Linked DNA regions of Homo sapiens: region 2 is linked to region 1. The links are chromatin loops, found by intact Hi-C in ENCODE. Cell type or tissue: dorsolateral prefrontal cortex. All regions are shown on one strand.

Region 1 (8,000 bases):
TCCTTAACTCAGAGTTACACTGAAGGTGTACTTTAGTAGTATCACTAGACAGTCAGCTTTTTTTTTTTTTTTTTTTGAGACAGAGTCTCGTTCTGTCACCAGGCTGGAGTGCAGTGGTGCAAACTTGGCTCACTGCAACCTCTGCCTCCTGAGTTCAAGCGATTCTCCTGCCTCAGCCTCCTGAGTAGCTGGGACTACAGGCACATGCCACCACACCCAGCTAATTTTTGTATTTTTAGTAGAGACCAGTTTTCACCATGTTGGCCAGGATGGTCTCGATCTCCTGACCTCGTGATCCATCCGCCTCGGCTGCCCAAAGTGCTGGGATTACAGGCATGAGCCACCTCGCCCAGCCGACAGTGAGCTCCTGATGGCAGATCTGTGCTCAATCTCAACATCTCGGATATGCTCAGATAGAGCTCTCATTTGATGAATGTTAAACACATTTTTCACAGAGGTCAGTCTTAAGGCTGATATCATTTATTATTGATAATTGAAGCCATTTATAGAACAATTAAGGCTTTGTGCTAAGTGCCTTTAGATATTATTTTATTTAATCCTCCTGTAATTTTGCAATAAACATCTAGGAAATGAGTAGCATTTATTCCTATTTTTTAAAAATTATTTTCCATTTTGTTTTTATTTTTTGAAGAGATGGTGGTGTCACTGTACTGCCTAGGCTGGTCTTAAACTCCTGTCTGAAAGAAACCCTTCCACCTCAGCCTCCCAAACTGCTGGGGTCACAGGCATGAGCTACCACAACTGGACAAACCCCATTTTAAAGATGGGAAGGTTTAAGTGACTCATTCAATGTCATATAGCTGGGGGCAGCAAAAGCAAACTTAGAGGGCATGTCTATCAAACTTGTAAGCCCATATTCTTGCTATGACATAACACTGTCTCTTGCTTATCTCCAGTTTGTAGACTATCAGAGAGGTTAATACAATGGGCTCTGAAATTAACCTTATAGGGTTTGAATTTCAACCTCAACATTTGCTGTATACCCTTCAATATATCACTTAACATTTCCAAGCTTCACTTTTCCCATATGAAAATAAAGACAGTAATACCTGTCTCATAGGGCTGCTGTGAGAACTAAATGAGATAATTCATATGAAAGCATTTGCCGTGTAATAATTGTTCAATGGGAATGAGACAGTATTTATGTGATGACACTGGCCTGTTTTATTTTCTTTAAAATACTTGTTTAAATATACATTACTCGTTAGAATTTACAATATATATACTTCTGTTCCTCCCTAATTATATCAATAGGCCAAGCTACAAGAATTCGACTTTAGATAAACACACTATGGTATAGAGATGGAAAATTATTTACTTATAGTCTCACAAAAGTAGAGGAATCAGGATATAGAACTCTGGTCTTTTATTTTAATTTTTCTTTTTTGAGATGGAGTTTCACTCTTGTCACCCAGGCTGGAGTGCAATGGCACGACCTTGGCTCACTGCAACCTGCAACTTCCACCTCCTCGGCTCAAGTGGTTCTCCTGTCTCAGCCTCCCGAGTAGCTGGGACTACAGACACCCACAACCATGCCTGGCTAACTTTTTTTGGATTTTTAGTAGAGATGGGGTTTCACCAAGTTGGCCAGGCTGGTCTTGAACTCCTGACCTCATGTGATCCACCTGCCTCAGCCTCCCAAAGTGAGAACTTTGGTCATGTTCCTATAGTTCAAGTGCTACTTGTCCTCTACCATATTGCCTTATCTTTGCAGAAAATGAAATACGAGGAAAATTATTTTTCTTTGTATGTAAAAGCTTCCCAACTAAAGACTGGAAAATATCACTGAGGGGGGTGTATAATCTCTTCCCCCAAGGCTTCTTCACAGTTTGTCAGAACATAATCAGTTTGTGATAACATAGGTGATTTGTGATTATAGGCAATTGGTTGGACCAGATCACTTATTTTATTCCGCTCTAATCATATAAGTTTATGAAAGTATGAGACTGGAAAAAAAAACCTGCATAAGTCCTTTTAAACTCTTCCTGTTGTGAGCCTTGAAGTCAATTCAGGGAAGTCCAACTTTAAGGCAAATGCACTATCAAGAAGAATGGATGAGGGAGCAGCCCATAGACCAGCCTGAACGTTGCATTCCTGACAAGAGAATTGGCAGAGTGGAGGCTGCCTGGTAGGTCAATGGATTTGGAAATGAAAGTTACATCATGATTACACGGAAAAAAAAAGTCTCTGATAAATAACAAAGACTGCCACAGAGGCACATAAATAACAGTAGCTAGTAGCAATACGAAGGATACTTTTACTACTGCAGGGCTTCTAGATACTAAGCTCACAGGCACCACTCGCAAACTCAAGGTGCCAATAGGATAACAAAATGCAGAAGTAAGGTTACATAAGCTGATTAATTAGTACAGCAGCTGATTTACTTAAGTTTTTGTTGTTGATTTTGCCTTGCTTTTTGAATTATGTTGTGCTGTTTTTCTCTGGAACCTACATTCATATCTGTTGTCAGACAAAAATCTATTTTGTAAAGGGTTGTTAGTGTTTGATTGCCTCTTATCATGGATTATATATACATTGTTTCACGAAGTTTTGCTCAAGAGATCACTTGTAACATCCAGTATTCCTCAGCAGTTTCAGTCTGAGAAATGGGACATTCTTTACCCCACATTTTATAGATTTTGGATAATAGTATGGGTGCTTTTTTCCCCCAAGGCTAGGAGTAGGGCATATACTTGCCAGAAGCCACTGTGAGCCCAGAAACACAACAGCATGCTTATTTTAAATGATAGAACAAATTATTCCTGTTTGTGAACAAAAAAATTAACATTTAAAAATATTTCAATTTGGAGAATTTGGGAAGAATTATCAGCACATTTGAGATGTGGGAGGAGTGTTATATTTTATTGTAAAGTCATTTGCTAAATTATTTATCCCTGTTCTTTCTGACCATCTTATTAAATATAGAAGTGTATTTAAGTCTTAATATTAGAGAAAAGAGATTGCACTGTTAGCCACTCAGCTACCCTTTTATATTTGCCTGGTAGGTTGAAGCATTCCCTGGCATCAGTCTTTCAATAGATTGAAATTAATATCTCTAATTCCGACTTTAACCTAGGGGTTTGCTGTTATCTGATGGTATGTTAATAGTGCTACACGAGTCGTAAGCCTGTCCCCTCAACCTAGAGAGTTCATTAGGCTTTCTATGAGGTGAAAAAGAGGAGCAGGAAGCCAGTGCCAGTTATTCATTGCCTTATGACTCAATTCTAATCACTTCAGTGCATGTGACTGACAGAGAAATGCTCTCTGCCGTGATTGAGGGTATTGATTTCCCAACCCCTTTCGGGGCACACTAGACAGACACAAACAGAGGCTTCGGCTTTCAAAAAACCTCTTCATCTGCCTTAATCACCTGATCGATAATCAGCATCAAGACTAGGGATCTTGAACAAAGCCTCCGCCAATGTCTTTATTTTCTTTCTTCCATTGGGCTACAGATCTGCTGAGTCAAGGTGATCTTAATAGATCAGAAAGTGAACAGTAAGCAACAACGGTAGCAGCCTTTAGTGACAGTTGTTAGATCTAGAAGTTCCCATTACAAAAAAATGTAACTGTTTCTCTCTTCCTCCTCTCCACCCACATCCTTCATGGACCATTGGCTGGCAAACTAACCCCTGCATACATGGCTGAACACTCTGAGAGCCAGCAAGTGAAATCACTTCTGTGACCCAACCAACTGGAACACGGAGTGTGGGGGAGTGGGAAACATTCATAGACAATGAGCTAGCTCATGAGTTTCATATTTTACAGTGGAAGACCACAGGCAAAGTTAAGTCTGAATTATATCTGAGAACGGAACAATAAGTAATGTGAAACACTCAGCTCGCCCAATACTGAGTGCCTCTAGACAAAGCTTTCCATTTCAAGCTTTTAAATATTTGAAAGGTAAGAGTATGCTCTATTTAAACATTTTATAGAACATTTCTCGTTCGGTTTTTTTAAAGTATTTTGATCAGTCACATCTATTTGAAGCTCTGACATTTTAAAATTAAAATTGAAACACTGTTTCCACATCTTGGAAAAAATTTTAATAAATGTTTAAAATTAACTTGTAAATTAAAGGGCTATCTTTAAATCTTGGCATTGCCCCTTCCTCCAAAAGTGTGTAACATTACCTTCCTCAAAAGTTTGCTTTGTTAGGATTTTAAGGGGAATTTTTTTTCTATAACCCCACCGATTTGATTGTGGTAAATGGTTAATTTGTGGTCCTACTTAAAGAATTTTTTTATTCAGCTCTAAGAATTCCCTACTGAATGGAAAACAGTAACACTTATCAAATACCATCTATATTGCCAAAGTGTGAAATGTTTCCAATTAGAATTTCATTCATGTTTAGCCAATTTTTCAATTGAATTAAAAAAGCATAAAACACACATAATCTAATGTATCCTCTGTGACGAGTGAGTCTTTATTTTGCTGAATTCAGAAGAGCCTCATCCAATATAATCACTGCATTCATTCCAATTATAAGAGCAAAGTTGTGCAGACTTCTTATATGTTATGCGATGTCAAGAAGCACAGTGCCCAGCACTAATACCTCCAGTGAAAAAGGCAGCGATTTCCCACAGCAGCGCCTTGATTTAAATTACAGAGCACATTTATTATGCTTCTGTTCCTCAGACTGTGAAATACCATAGTACAGTAGCTTTGTTCTGACCCCTTCTCCAAAGCCCTGCCTCAAAGTGTGACTAATCTAGTGCCGGATGACAGCTAACTTCAACATCAGACAACACGAAAATTGAAGACACTTTTTATCCTCTTGCCAATCTGCGAGTGTCTGAATAAGCCTCGTCAACTTCATTACAAACTCATCATCTCTTGTGTAGATAATGATAGCCTAGGCTGGTGGAGAACTCAGCTTCTTGTTGTTTTTACTGACTTTCTCTGCCTTCAGGCCAAGCATCTGTGGGGATAATGAATGGAGCAATTCTTTTGGCACAAAACAAAAGGCTCTTGGGGTGGGGAAAGGCCCATGGCGTCAGTCTAGGCACAGCTCTCACAAACGAAAATTCTTTGTTATGAATCGCTCCTCAGAAAATAGCTCTATCGTAACCAGAGAAGTGAAGGACACAGAGTAACTTTGTACTGAGGCAGGGAGGTTAAAGGCAGTGACCATGTGAAAGAATTTCAGAGGGATTTGATTCTTCTTTTATTATTTTATTTATTTATTTATTTTAGGTGCCTTTAGCTAAAGCCTATTTGTACCAGATAGAATAACTGTACAGTACCAGCTGAACTATTTAGGATACATTCATTCTAGCATTTCAAAATGGTAGACTTTCTGAATTAGTTCTCCTAGAACTACTGATGGGGTGTGTACAGAACATATAGAGAATGTGAGAATATAGCAGTAGGGAATGTACAAAGATCCAGGAGCACCTTTTAAAGCAAAATTCATCTATTATACTAGTATATGAATATATATCATACCTTTCCCTAGTCTGTTGAGACAGAAGTTAGAGCTCATAATCATCCAAAATTTAAAATATTAAAAATAAGTTTTTACAATTTTATGAATTGTGTGATTAAGAAACGTGGGTGATAGCTAATTATGCCTTACAAGTATGGTAGCTTTATATCATTTATACATATCCCTAATAACTATTTGATCACTTAGCAGATTCTGCTACTAGGCATATTAATCGGTGGCACATTTAGTAAAAAAGATCTTTGTTAAGTAGTGTGGCTGAATATGATAGTTATTTTACCAATTTCTTTTTCTCTTTTTAGAACGTGAAGTTAGTGTGACAATCCCACAATAAAACCCACTCTCTTGAAATTTGATCATTTACTTTGAAGTGATATTCAGCAATTAAATTTTGTATTTCTTTCAATGTTCGTTATGAAAATTGATGTCAATTTTCTGTCTCCTCACCAATTGAAAATAGCTTCTGCATATTATGTCATCTAGTCCATCTGTGATATATAAGGCGTGCCTAGGTAGGATATTTATTAATTTCATTTTAGATTGATTATTTTCATGTCATTTTCATGTGGGCACTTAGGAAGCAAGGGATGAATGAATACAATGCCACTAAGTCAATTTATAGTATCATGAGCAATTCCAGTAATAACTGTAGAGGTCATAAAAAGAGAAAAACAATAAGAGCTAGGGAAAAGCTATCTACAAATCTTTAGCTAAGAGACAACTATTTTGTGTTCTTTTGTTGTTGTTGTTAAATAATATCCTTAGGCATTTGTTTCTCATAATTAAGCAGCAAATGCTGTATTTTACATGGAGATACACTGGTATCTGTGAAGAGAACAGATTAATGTAATGTTTTGCTACCTTTGACCTTGTATCCTTGAGTCTCTTGATTCTATGTCACCAAACATAGCACTGTAATAGAGTTGAGGTCCAGCTAATAGTGTGTGCTATTCTGACTGTCATGCTCCATCATTGTAACTTACTGCATGAGGTCCCCAATGTAGCCTCGTGTGCACATGTACACATGCACGCACATGAGCGCATGCACCCACACACAGAAAATTCCCACTGACAGAAAAAAAAAGTAATCAGAGAATGCTTTTAAATACAGATTTTTCATTCAACTCATAAACAAAAAAATCATCTTGTTCAAGGTCTGTGTTCTAAAATGTTGTGATTCAGAATGCATTTAAATCCACCTCTCTTATAAAGTTTATTAGAAGGAGATAATCACAAAACATCCAAGCTCTTTTTTTTTTTTTTTTTGCATTATCCCATTATGGCAAAGTGTTATCAATTTACATTTCAATTTTCAACCTATTAACGTTAAGCTTCATAAAGTGAGAAAGTACTCTATGATGTTTTTGTTTCTTGACATCGTTTCTTCTTAGATGATTGGTTTAAAAACAACTTGAAAATATATTAAATTGTTTATAAGTTAAATGTATTAAATAAATTATTCTTTTATTATCTACTTCCATGTTTCCATATATATATATATATATATATATATATATATTACACTAGTAGGAAAACTGTGTGAGTTTCAAGCAGCTGAGCATTGCCCCAAAGCTATTATCCAACATTTCAAAATTTAAGAAGGGATTAAGATTCCTTATGAATGCTGCAGTTTTCTAGTGAATCTTGAAAACATAAATGAAGAGGCAGCTGTAACTGTTTCTAAGTGAAAGGAATACTCAAGAAGTATGTTTGATTTTAAACAGCCAATCCCAAGCCCATTATGAGATTTTAAGCTCCCATCCTCTGCTCCTTCTCTTATTCTCTCATATCTTCCTTCTTCCTCCTCTCCCTTTCTTTCCTTTCTTCCAGTTCTCCATTCTCCATCCTCATTTTAGGTGGCTAGTCCACTGGACTTTAAAAAGCAATTTCCTTTATCTGGAAATAGCACTTTCTTTTTCCAAATTCACTTGAATATAGCTCTTCAACCACATCATGTCAATCCCAAATATTATCCCAGTGACTGCGTCTGATAGGTCCAAAATAGTTTGTAAAATGAGGAATAAAAAATCATAATCAGATAAACACTGGTTATAATTTAATCTGTTTTTAAAGCATCATGGAGGGTTCATTTTTGTGAAGAAAAATAAGAATAGTTACAACTTTTGTTACTTCATGTATATGCATATGTATATGTATATATAAAATTAGCTGCACAAGCAACTTGGAAAGTTTTCTTATCTCACTCTACCAATTAATTAAACCAAATATTAGGTAGAAATAAGAATAGCCATTTGGAGAAATGTCTTTGTGTATACATTATATAGAGATAGAAGTTACTTTCAGCGAGTAACTGCATGTCAGTACTAAATTGCATTTTATACAACTTAAAATTATTTTTCTATATTTTTCCACTTGAAATTTTACTGAAATTTCAAATCAAAGGCACAATGTTTATATCCACAAAATGAATAGTAAGGATAAAGCTTAATTTTTAAAATCTAGAAACAAGAATATCCTGTTAATGAACACCAAAGTAAAAATAGGTTAGATGTTCTTCCTAATATGGCCGACA
Region 2 (8,000 bases), 73 kb after region 1:
ATGGGTCATGATTGGTTGGAGCCAGTAGTGGTGATTTGATTCCCATTATGAAGTGATGGGTTTTGGCGTGGGTATGTGGTGCATTTTTTGCTATGACAACTAAGACAAAATCAGCTGAATAACTTCTCAAAAGTTTTTCCTTACTCTTAAAAAAGTACATGAGATAGTTTCTTGTTTTTTTTTTTTGTTTTTGTTTTTTTTTTTTTTTGGCTTTCGTATATTGTCATCTTCAAGTCATACAAAGAACTGTGGTTGCCATCTTGGAAACGGAGCCTAAAAGGATAAGTCAATATATTGAGGATGGCAGAGTTCGGGGGAACAGTTGCTAGTGTTGAGCTGACCAATGAACTAAACCTGGAGCTGTCCTCCTTTGGACATTTTGCTATGTAAAATAATAAATGTCTTTATGAATTAGCCCACTTTCAGTTGTATTTGTTGGTATTTTAAGCTGAAAACATTCTAGAAACTGCCGAGGTAATATCTTATTCGTGCCTTTATCATAGTGCTTGGGTTGAGTTAACGGGAAAGGCTGGTAGAGGTGAGGAATGGCAATGGGAGACCCTAGGTAAAGACAAGGGGCCTTAAAAAGAGCTAGAGAAGACATTATGAATCTTTGTGAAAAGGATTTCTTAGGGGAATTTGAAGGACTGCTGATTGTAATGATTCCCAGCTTCATAATTTGGCCTAGAATTAGTCCTACTATAAATTTCTGGTTCTGCAGTGAATTAGTAGATGTTAATGGATTATAAACATCTGTTGTTCTAACAAGGTGATATTTTACCCTTTTATAACTGCTAAAAAATAGAATTACTGTCACTGTTTTTAAAGTCATAACATAGAGTTAATAAATAGCTAAATTTTTATCAGTAAAATACTGGAAATTTAAGACCTTAAACTGATTTTCTTCAAGATGTCTCAGGTAATAGGTAAATTTGGAATTAAAATACATTCAATTTTTAAAGACTCTAGATCCTGAACACTTTCTAAGCTAGAAATATGAGTCCACTGGACATATATAATCTTTTTTAAAGGAAAGAAAAAATATTTCTTTTACTCCAAACAAGCTATTGCAGCTTCCTAGAATTGCAATAGTATTAGCAGTTCATAAAATTATAATATGTATATATATGTCCGCCTATTTATATACATGAATGCATTTGTGTAAATATATATGAAAACACATAAGTCTGAAAACATGCATACATCTTAAATTACATTTATTTGAAAATAAACCCATCATTGAAGATTTCCTTTTCATATACCTGAAATTGCACTTCAAAAAAAATAAATATGCATTTATAACTGATCTTATTCTCAGTTAATACAAATTAATGGGCTTCCTTATATGACATGTACAATGTCAGGTTAACAATAGCCACCTCGAAGATGGGAGGGGCTTATTTTGGGATGCAGTGGTCTGATCTATCCATCGGCAGAGTTAATTTTTCCTTTCATTCTTGAGTTTCCCCTTGTATATCATGGGTAGTCACAGCCTTTCATTTCCTATTGGAGTTTTCTCTTGGGCTGTTGTCCTGACTCCTCTTTTTCAACTTCCCTTTCCTTCCTAGAATTGTGTTGCTATCTACTTTTGAATATATAACAATAAAATTGAAGCTAAAATGTTCCTTGGGTACATCAGACTGTCCAAGAGAGTCAATAATATGATTGGCATATCCATCCCTTCACCATTTGTTAATGTGCATTGTGCTCAAATGTTCAAATTCATCAGGTCAGTGTTCCAAATGCTGATTGGAAATATTATCTAATGTGCATTGTATGCAGTAGAGTCACACTTCAATTTCAGCACAGGTTTTACATTTTAGTTCCTGCTCATAATCTAAATAAACATAGCGTTTCTCAGCTTAGATTTATTTCAGGCATGCTCTCTCCAAAGGATTTAAAAATTAAAATGACTCCATAGCAGAATGGGAATGTTTATCCATTTAAGATGCTTAGAAATATAAGGCATAATCATCTTTCTTTTAAGCATAATACAGTTTTTGAATAACAGAGAAAATCATTTTGAACTACATTTAACAAGTAGCTTGTTTCAGCTTCGATATTAGCTTGATTTACCATCTGCAGAATTACCAATAACATGATGCATTTATTACCCGTAAAAGCTATTAGCAGGTCATTTTGTTCAGTTCATCATATGTGTCTTGAGACACAATCTGGCGTCTAACAGATTTTCATACATTGATGTCGCAGAGAATCAGACTGTTCTTTAATTGATTGTTTCTTGCTAGACTCCTTTTGATTAAAACAGGTTATGCTATTTGCTTTTACTTCCACATTTCTCCACTTCAAAGTCTGGCCACAGAAAGCAGAAATTATTCTCATTTCTCTGGGTTCTTTTAATTCAAAGTGAATGTATATATTTAAAAGTCTGCCATAATCAAGGGCTTTAAAAATGACTTCGGTTTTTCCAATATATGACTCCCTCAACAAGAATGCAATCCTTACCATGCGTTTAAAAAATGGATTTATCTTTTCCTGCCAAGTCATCATATATTGAACCTCAGAACCTTAAGTGAGTATACAGATCATAGGGACCAAAGGGAATAGAAAGTCTCCCTCAAAGCACTCTTTTCCTCACAATTTGCACAGACCCCGACAAGCAAAGCTGAATTGTGGTGATAGTGTTGTATCCTTTTCCAGAGGGAAAAGAAAAAAGAGTCTTTTGCTAAACTGATTTCAGAAGGCCTAACTCATATTGTTCATTTAAGCAAAGAGATTGCGAAGCTCCTGAGACAGCCCCCCTCCTGAAACGAAACAAAAAAAGAAAAGAAAAAAAAAGGAAATTCCAAAAGATATGTGAACTCAAGGGAGATGGGGTCGGTGGTCCTGTGTCCGGCCTTCTACACACATTCCCCACACAGTTAACACCATAAAAATGAAAAGGCTGAAATCAGATCAGTACTCATCAATAGGAATGAGTAGCAGCTTGCAGGCTCAAAACAAAAGCCTAATTCAGCCCTCAAAAGGTTTTTGTTTGCCTAATGTCAGAAACAAACATAAAACTTTCTATCATGTGACATCCATGACACCAGGCGAGAGCAGTCACCCTTCCCTTAGGCTTCTGTCTGACATAGACAAAAGCCATCAATAGCTCTTTTGTATCCTACCTCAGCTGTCTGTCTTCATTGATGAGTCAGCCAATCATTCCCAATTGTCATCCGCTCCTTCCAGGTGAAATTCCAAAGTTCCCTGTAACAGTCCTCCAGGTCCCAGGACACACTAATTCACAAAATACTATTCTAGCCAATAGCACTCTTCACAGATCAAACATTTTATCAGGAAACAAAAATCATTTTAGTTCTTATTTGAAATTTTTCTGTTTCTTTACTATTGTTTCCACACATTTTGTGAAATATTGGCTCTTCTAAATTTTTTTGGGTAACCAGAAATATGAAAGTATACTACATGTTATTTTGTCATTTTTGTACCAGTAACTCCTTAAAATTTACAGTAGATCTATACAAAGTATAGCTGCATGGGGATTCTAAAAGATTTTTAATGATTTAAACTTGAAAGCCACTATTCAGAGCCAGTGATGCATTGAGGAAAATTATGTAAGTTGTATTTTAGAAATTACTTTTACTCTAAAATTTATTTAAAATCAAGTTGCGCCAATCACTTAAAATATTGCACCAAATTTCACAGGAAATCTCTGGGTGGATGTTTAGTATAAACTGAAAAGCTTAAATGGCTTAAAAATAGCTTGGAAACATCATATAGACACATGAGGCAGTTATTATGTTTAAGTGATGGGAGTTTAATGGTCTTCTCATACATTAAGCCTACACTCTGATGATGGGGAATGCTTTCATCTCACTCTAGAAATGGATAAAAATAAATATTTAGATTGAGTAAATCTGTTGATTTATTTAGTTTCCTTACCTATTTGTAATATTCTTGAAATTCAATGAGGTGAATTTTTACAGCTCAGAGTTCATTAGCCTTCAAATATATAATAAATAGTATGCACTTGGGACAATTAACTGAAGTATAGTCCTGTCTCCTCTCATGATCATATGTTCCAATTTGCACTACTGTAAAATGAAAAAACAGCAGCAACCACACTATTTTATTTGATGGAATACTTCTTTAAATTGACACTAACAAATACTATTCTTAGTTGTGAAGAAATAAGTATAAGTCCTATTCATAAAAATATACCTGTATCAAAGACAGTAGAAATGGCTAAAAATGTACCATTATTTGATTTTGAATTTAAAGTCACAGTTTTCAATGAATCTGTTATGGGGAGATATATCACAGGACACAGCAAGAACTGCATGAAAATTTGTACTTAATACAAATGTAGGCAGGTAATGGAATGGGTTTAAAGATAAATATGTTTTTAAAATGGTATGCTTCTCTAGATGAAAATATGAACTTTTGCCAGAATCCCTTTGAGAGAAGTGGGACAAAAAGCAAAATTCTTTGAAGTGTTCATCAACGTTATCTGTTCTAATCTGGAACTACAAAGTTATACAATCTGTAGATTTCATTTACCAGCTCTGTACCAGTCACTCATGTTAATAAAAAAAAGGATCAGCTAAATGTATTAAAATAGCAGACGTATCCTGAATTGTTTCCTCTGACAAGTGAAATAATAGTTTATTATTATTATTCATCACACATTGCACAGAATTTCTCTGTAGGTCTGTGAAGATGTGATATAAAAGGTAATGTATTACCCAGTCAGAGTTCTCCAGAGAAATAGATCCAATAGGAGATCTATCTACATAGAGAGAAAGAGACAGAGAGAGGGAGAGATTTGTTGTAATGAATTAGCTTGTGTGGCTGTGGAGGCTGTGGAGTCCCAAGATCTATGGTTGGAAAGAAAGAGACTCAGCCAATCAAATGATGTAGTTCCAGTCTGAGCGTGAAAGTCTGAGACACAGGAGTGCTGATTGTGTAGTTCCAAATGAAGTCTAAAGGCCTGAGAAGCAGGAGAGCTGATGGTAAAACTTTTATCCGAGTCCAAATCTGAAAACAAGAGAAGACCAATGTCTCAGCCCAAAGACAGGCAGAGAAGAAGCACAGTCTCCTTAATCTGTCCTTTTTTTCTATTCAGGGCTTCAGTGGATTGGATGAAGCCCACTCACATTGGGGAGGGCAATGCGCTTTACTCAGTCTACTGGTTCAAATGTTACTTTCACCCAGAAACACTCTCACAGTTACACTCAGAATAATGTTTAACCAAACATCTGGGTACCCCATGGCCCATTCAAGTTGATCCAAAATTAACTATCACAGTAATGCACGGTAATTTTATTTCATTCAATGGCTTTCTTAATAGTGAAAAGTGAGATCAAATAAATTACCTTAAATCCTAACAAAATTTACCTTTTAGGCTTCCATTTCCAAATTTGGTAGAATGTTCTAAGATAAATGAATTCTAGGATTTTAACATTATTTTTAAAAGTATATATTATTGTTCTCATTTAGACATGAAGAAACTGAGACTTCAAGATGCAGTTATTTCTCTTTCTTTTCATTAAAAAGGGGGATATGAATAAAACCTCCTCCCTCTTACATGAGTTTCCTTTATTTTCATAGTGGGAATCAAAGTCAATTCCATTTTATGAACCCAGATGATTGGGTAGTGGATGGATACAAGGCAGCATGATTTCTTACTTCTGTTCTTTGGAAATTATTTTCTTTTATAATAAAACTGATGCAATTATCTATCTTTCTCTTAACCACCTGCTTGCATTTTTCTTCAACTACGTAGTCCATGCTACAAAGGCATATGTTGGGTATATAAGCTTTCCCATGCCAACTATCATGATGGCATCTAGAAGTGAGTCAACCCAACTGGTACCTCCAGGGCCCCAGAATGATGCAACAACAACAACAACAACAAAAACCCGCTAATCAGAGGATAAGGGGACATGCGGACTGGCAAGTTTCTGAGTAAATGTAAGTCTGGTTATCCATTTAATCATAATCAAATTATTTATTTAGTGCTTGAATACATGCTACACACCTCTCTATAATCTTTGATTTATTTTTTTATTTAATTCTCCCTACAGTCTTGTGTGACATATATTTTTTCCCATTTTAGAGATGATGAAATGAGACCCAGGGAAGTTAAGAAGGTGAGAACCATTTGAACTGGGCTCCAGAGCCTTGCTTTGACCATTATGCCAGTTCCCACATCCCTCATCTGCATAACGAAGGAAAGTTAAGCTCTTGAAGTTTCTTCTTAGTCCTTGTCTTCTGTGACCCCTTTTCCACTCTAAATTAACTTCCACTTGCTCTTCGAATCATTTTATTTCTTATTTGATCACTTTAATCTTTCCTCTAGATAAGTGATCCACACTTAATCAAGACATGAGATAACTCTCCCATTTTATCTCTTTTTTCTTTCTGCCTTGCATCACACACACACACACACACACAGACACACACACACCCCACACATTCCATTGTATAAGGTCGTTATGTTCTATAAAGTCCCTGCAAAATGGAATTAGCAAATACTGAATCATTGCTCTTAGGAGACATATAGAGTTAGGTTCCTGTAAGTCTCTGGTTACATTTTCATCACCCTATCAGTGTGTAACCTTGTTCCATGTGTGTTTCTCTTTAAAGCCATGTTATTTAACATATGTTGTCAATTTATTAATGTTTAACTCACAGCCAACATGCCTGAATGAAGCTTAGCTAGCACATATACTTCCTCAGTAAGACACATCACAGCTTTCTTGCACTTAAGAACACAATGCACCACTTCAGCAATATGTTTGGGAGTCATTTTAAACACAGAAATCACCAAGAAAAAGTACAAAAGTGCAAAAACTGAAGCGCTAAATATACAATGAATAGGACACTTGGTGACAGTATGAGAGCTGGAACAAGAAGGCAGGGCATCACTTTGGCCTCAGCTGGGAATGCGTGTGTCAGACAACTTAACTTTTTCATTGTTCTGCACATGTGCATATCTGCAAAGACTTTGAGTGCATCATAAGTATTGATTTGGGGGATATAAATAAATATTAGTGAACAGGCAAATTTTCAAATACAGAATCCATAAATAATGAGGATCCTCTGTGTACATCTCATCTTTGATCTCTGTCTTTCCACCTCTCTCCTTTCTCCCTTCCCCATTTTCTTCTCTTTTATCTTCTCTAGAGGAAATTAAATAAGTAAAAAATATGAATTTTCTTTTCAGCCTTGTTTCTGCTATCCTTATTGTCTTCTGCTTTTCAGAATTGCTAAGATTATTCTACACATACATACACACACAATTTTTGATTCCAAATCAATTCAGCACACATCTATGTTGTCATCAATGTTATGGCTGATTATAATTATTTTATATAACATGATTTCTGCTTGAAAAGTGGTCTTTAAAATGTTCGTAATAACAGAGAATCAAAGGCAAATCCAGGAATTCTTGCTTTCTCCTTTCTTTCGCTGACCTCTATATCACCTCACACTATACAGAGGCAAGAATGTCTATATTTCTGATTTTTTAAGCTTCAAATTACTTGCATTTAATTTAGCAATCTGCTCTTCATTGGAGATAGTTGAATTTACAAAAGCAATTACACCAGTTTCCTGTGACTTTGAAGGATATATATAGTTGCGTTAATTAAGTAGAAGAGGAGAATGTGGATTGCTGGTGATTTTCCAGTGGAAAAAAACAATTGTCGTCGTCTGTGCAGCATTAATTGCTACATAGGGTAGGAGATTAATATTTTTAACATTTTAAGTGGTTTTGCATAAATGTTAGCAATAAGCAAGCCATTTTATGTCTTATTGGTTTGCATTTTTAATAATATTGGAATGCTAGCCTTCTCATAAAGGAAAGATTGCAACAAAACAGAAATAGTGTTTCAACCTTGCTAGTTATGTGCAAACTGACCCCATGTACCCTCTTTGGGGAACACTCAAAGACAGTGGTACTGTTGAAACCATAAAAAGGGGAAGAGGTAATTTATTTTTAATTTTTCTTACATTTGTGAATTTAGTGCCAGGAA

Evidence for each region. A loop is a pair of places that touch in the nucleus more often than their neighbours do. Peaks named below come from ENCODE experiments on the same cell type or tissue, not always from the same donor. Only the 100,000 strongest peaks of a DNase experiment are listed, where the experiment ranks them.
Region 2: a loop joins it to region 1, with 11 times the contacts of the local background. A loop is called at or near these places in 5 of 110 quality-filtered maps.

The regions. Positions count from the first base shown.
Region 1 is chr2:164,011,206-164,019,205 of GRCh38, reverse strand. No RefSeq gene overlaps it. Among named protein-coding and RNA genes, the nearest start is that of FIGN, 280 kb to the right of the region's middle. RefSeq lists enhancers at 3,429-3,578, 3,619-3,668. In dorsolateral prefrontal cortex, a CTCF peak has its summit at 4,876; a DNase peak (open chromatin) is centred at 4,985; H3K4me3 peaks cover 1,131 bases; H3K27ac peaks cover 1,148 bases.
Region 2 is chr2:163,938,687-163,946,686 of GRCh38, reverse strand. No RefSeq gene overlaps it. Among named protein-coding and RNA genes, the nearest start is that of FIGN, 210 kb to the right of the region's middle. In dorsolateral prefrontal cortex, no CTCF peak of the experiment used is centred here; a DNase peak (open chromatin) is centred at 3,056; H3K4me3 peaks cover 1,050 bases; H3K27ac peaks cover 1,931 bases.